2 separate regions of the Homo sapiens genome follow, and region 2 is linked to region 1. Evidence: read pairs that join two places in POLR2A ChIA-PET (ENCODE). Cell type or tissue: PC-9. All regions are shown on one strand.

The links. ChIA-PET counts read pairs that join two places held together with the same protein. Peaks named below come from ENCODE experiments on the same cell type or tissue, not always from the same donor. Only the 100,000 strongest peaks of a DNase experiment are listed, where the experiment ranks them.
Region 2: POLR2A ChIA-PET joins it to region 1 with 5 read pairs; 2 of 35 experiments call an interaction of 5 or more read pairs at or near these places.

What each region holds. Positions count from the first base shown.
Region 1 is chr9:72,906,025-72,908,524 of GRCh38, forward strand. It overlaps ALDH1A1 (aldehyde dehydrogenase 1 family member A1), which reads right to left. Exons shown (of 13, transcript NM_000689.5): 12 at 1-8. Among named protein-coding and RNA genes, the nearest start is that of LINC01474, 33 kb to the left of the region's middle. In PC-9, no CTCF peak of the experiment used is centred here; no DNase peak of the experiment used is centred here.
Region 2 is chr9:73,155,598-73,158,097 of GRCh38, forward strand. All of the region lies in intron 1 of ANXA1 (annexin A1), which reads left to right. Among named protein-coding and RNA genes, the nearest start is that of ANXA1, 5.0 kb to the left of the region's middle. In PC-9, no CTCF peak of the experiment used is centred here; no DNase peak of the experiment used is centred here; H3K27ac peaks cover 355 bases.

The sequences.
Region 1 (2,500 bases):
AATTCACCCTGAAGGAAAAGAAAAGTGCATTATAGACAATACTTAAGGTGTGAAAAAAAAATCCTTTTTGGCAGTTTTAGAAATTTGGAAAGCTCCTTACAAACTCCATTAATTTCATTATAACATACTCATCTTGATAAAAAAAAGTAGCACTATAAATTAGAATGCAGACATATATGGATACACACTACCTAGAAACAAATAGAATAGTGCAACTATATATATGGATAGCCATTTTGGTCGTACATTGTGTCCCTGAGAAGTGGTAGTCTGAATTTATAAAAGATAGAATAGTCACTATGCTGTAGGGGGAAAGATATGGTTTGCTAGAAGCTAGAATTTGTTGGATCAGTATTCATTACTGCTTATATATGGATCAGCTTGTAATTCTCTTGATGTTTCTGTACTTAACAGGCTAGAATCAATTTTCTTTTGCAATTGTAATATGTATCATATTACTCAGTTAATTTTTTTTCCCATTAATTGGTTAAATAAATTGCTTAAACAGAGGCCTTGGCAGGAGTTGGGTTTAATTATAATTTATTCCCTGTCATATTTCATAAAGTGTTTAAAGATGCTTATATAAACAAACATAATTACATGAATAGTAGTAATTAGAATCCAACAAAAAATTACAATAGAAGATCTAGATGGGGAAAATTAGAATGCAGTTTTGCAGACCATAAACAATTTGTTTAGCTTTAAATTTGCTGGTGGCCAAAAGTTAGCAAAATCTAATTATTTACCTGATTCTCATTATACGCAAGAGAAAAACACTTTTTAAAGGAGATTTATGTTTATACTTTTCTCTCCCTTCATGCTATTTTAATAAGTGGACAAAAATGTGGCTTCCAGAGCCTGGGTTAGTAGCTGGAGACTGAGGCAGGAGGATCACTTGAGCCCAAGAGTTTGAGACCAGCCTGGGCAACATAGCAAACCCTTGCCTCTACAAAACAAATTTAGAAAACCAACCAAACAAACAAACAAAAAACCAGGGTGGCTTCCAGATAAATTGTATTATACTTTGAAGGTTTGGTCATTACTTTTATCCTGAGATAATATTCAGATGTTTTCTTTGTTAAAACACTATCCCAGTTCCCGAAGTTCCACATTCTCACTGGACCATAAAGTTCTTAACTATGTCTCTCATCCTGGAGGGATAATTCCTTTAATAAATTTACACTTACAAAAGGCAGTATTGTCTCAGCTTTGTTTAATTGCCCTTTAAATTGCAAAATCAAATACTACTTTGAAATTATGAGTAAACTTCCTGCAACTCTGGAGTTCAATAATTTTCCTGAAAACACCAAGCAGCTATTAGGTCTGGGACAATGCCAGAAAATTATTATCTTCTAGGATATGTAGTAACAAGATGGTCCCCTCTGTTTTTCATAATAGAGGAAATTCCTGATCAGGGATTCCCAAGACCCTCAGTGGGGTGATGTCATAACAAGCTTCATCAAACAAGCATGGAACATTCTGCTAGTCGAAAATACAAAACTGAAATTTGTCTTTGTTAAAAAGTGCAGAGAGTAAATTTGCTCATTTTACTGTCAACTAGAAATGAAACTATTTTACTGTGAATTAACAGGGAACTGAGAAATGTTCACTTGGCAAAAACTTTGAGTTCAAAATGTTATCTGTCTTCTGCAAGCGTTTCCTCATGTGTAAAGTGGGGATGATAATATTTAATAGGATTGTTTCAAGGTATGCGTAAGATTGCGTGAATAGTATTCTTGTTGTAGTACTTGGTATAAATATCTTCAGTAAGTGGCGATAATATACATACACACAGTAACTATGCTGAATTTTATTAATGCTTTTATCATAGGCAAATTCTATATTCATCACTAGCTATACCGACTATTCAAGAAGAACTTGCTGAATTTTATTTAAGAGTCTCCCATTAGGCCCACTTCCTATTGCTGTTACAATGGCATTTAAATTGCCACATGGGCTTTGGAGGAGAAATTTAAACTATACACTGATATAATTTGTGTTAATGTATACCCTCCCCTGCCCCAAATCAGTTTATACATTTTTAAAGCCCCCGAGATGATTCTAATGAACAGCCAGGGCTGAGAACCACAGCCTTAGAATATTGTATAGGTCCAGGCCAGCATGGTGGCTCAGGCCTGTAATCCCAGCACCTTGGGAGGCCAAGGCGGATGGATCACTTGAGGTCAGGAGTTCGAGACCAGTCCGGCCAACATGGTGAAACCCTGTCTCTACTAAAAAAAGAAAAAAACAAAATACAAAGATTAGCTGGGCTTGGTGGTACATGCCTGTAGTCCCAGCTAGTTGGGAGGCTGAGGCAGGAGAATCACTTGAACCCAGGAGGCAGAGGTTGCAGTGATCCAAGATCGCACCATTGCACTCCAGCCTGGGTGACAGAGTGAGACTCCAGCTCAAAAAAAAAAAAAAAAAAAAAAAAAAGAAGAAAGAAAAGAAAAGAGAGAAAGAGAAAGAGAGAGAGAGAGACGAAAGAAAGAAAGAAAGA
Region 2 (2,500 bases), 250 kb after region 1:
CCTTTAGAGCAATTTCTTATATCCTGCCTTGATGCTCCTGTCTTTAATCTTTGCTAAGAGCTGGTGGTGAATTTGGCTGAATTCAGATTCCGTTTTTCTCTAATTGATTTCTTGAAGAAAATTCTCTATTGGTTGCTTTTCTTTCCTAGATTATGCTTTTAGTCTATCCAAATACTTCAGGCTAGAATGTAGGAACTTAGAAGATACAAATCACAAAGCTGTCTCCTCTAGGGATGCTCTCTCTTTCAAATAAGTGACTTAAACAACTTATTTTTGTTATCTTGTGTTATGTAATTAATATACCTTTTCCTGGGCTTTCTCTGGCTTTTTTTTTAAATGGACATTATTCAAGTATTTTTTAGAAGTAAAAAAAAAACAGTACAGTAAAGTTTTTATAACGTTTATTTTGAAGTTGTCAGAGACACCTTTAATATTAGACTGGACAATATCTTTAGTCTTTCTTTTGCTTTCTTTTGAAGTTTTTATTTGCTAATTGAAAAGAATGGAATAATAATAATAATAATAATAAATAAATAATAATAATAAATAATATAAATAAATAAATAAATAAATAAAATAAATAAATAATAAAAACATGTTTTTATAAGTGATGGAGTAGTACTTTGCCAAGTGATGAATTTTAACACTCATTTTGATGATTCTTCCTTATCAAAGCCTTGGATGAAATGATGAAAATGGAAATTTTGAGTGCCTGAAGCTGCTAGAATTGCTTTTAAAGTATTGGGTGTGCCAATTAAGAAGGTGGAATATGAAACTCCATGTGGCAACCGCAATTGCATGAAACTAGACTGTAATGGGAACTAAAACCTTGTGCAAAATTGCGGGTTGTTACTTTATCAGGAAGCAATTTTAAGTCTATCAATTATATTTAGGAAACAGGCTGCTTTAAATGAATGGAAAAAGTATTGGTTCTTCTCACAGATGACAGAATAGTAATAAGAGCAATCCCATGCGAATTAAGTGGGGATGATTTCTGCTTTGGATATTATTTTCTTCATGCATTCAGTGTTATTACTTGCAACTCCAGTTACTTTTTAGCAGGTGAAAATGGAAAGAGTTTGTCTGAACATGCTGTTGAGGAATCAGTTTATGGAATCAGTTTATGCCTCATGAGTCATTTATCTTCATATCAAGAATTTAAAACTGCCAAGATTGTCCTCCCAACCTCTCTCACAAACATTCATGAGAGTAGTCTCTAGAGGGGTGAAACAGAATGGTGTAGATAGACAGATCAGTGTAGACCTTGAGCAAGGCCTCTGAAAAACATCCCCAGACTAAAAGGATCTGTGATGGCATTTTGTGTGTGTGTGGCCAAAACAGAGAACACATTAATTTTCAATATACTTAAGATCTTAAAAATATATGTCTCATTAAATAAAAATATTGCCAAGTCATGATAGCAATTCAAGAAATTTCCTTTAAGATAGAGTTTGCCAAAAGAACATGCATGTTACAATTGCACCTCTAGGCTTCCTGCTACAACAAAAAAATCCAGTATAAAATAATTCTTTTCTGGGTTTTTTGTGTTGGGTGGGAAAATATGTAGGACTACTATTTAGACAGCTCAAATAGGAAGAAATGTGAAGATAGCAATTACTTCAATGCTGAGTACTTTTATATCAAGAAATAGAAAAGGAAACTAAATTATTCAGGGAGAAATATCACCTGGATATCTTTTTACAATTAAAATTTTAAATCTGAATTCACTTGTACAGATTGGCACAAGTTATTTTACCTTATAAATGTAATCATTGGCTGGGAGTGGTAGCTCACACCTGTAATTCCAGCACTTTGGGAGGCCGAGGCGGGCAGATCACTTGGGGTCATGAGTTCAAAATCAGCCTAGCCAACATGGTGAAAACCTGTCTCTACTAAAAATACAAAAATTAGCCGGGCGTGGTGGCTGGTGCCTGTAATCCCAGCTACTCAGGAGGCTGAGGCAGGAGAATTGCTTGAACCCAGGAGACGGAGGTTGCAGTGAGTCGAGATTTCACCACTGCACTCCAGCCTGGGCGACAGAGAAAGACTCCATCTCAAAAAAAAAAAAAAAAAAAAAAGCAATCATTAAGCTTTTCATCTAGCCATTACTTTTGTACAGGCTCTCATTAATTCCACATAGATGGTCTAATGGTCTACTAAATAGTATTCTAATCCTCCATCTTGTCTATCTCTTAGCCATTCTCCATGATAAAGGATGAATGGTCTTTCGGAAACATAAATGAAACCATGCTGCTTTAAAAAAACAAACAAACAAAAAGAAACCCATTAATGTTTTCCCAAAGCTTTGTGGACACATTGAAGCTTCTTGTTTCAGCTTCTGCCAACATTTCTCGCTCCAGCAAACTTTCTTCTGCTTCCCAAATATGACAAGCTTCTTCTTTAACTTTTCTGCCAGGTTAATCTTGACTCATTTCAAGAGAGGCTTGGGTCAGCCAGGGCCTACTCTAAGAAGTTTCTTTAGCCCTTATGTTTTCCTATG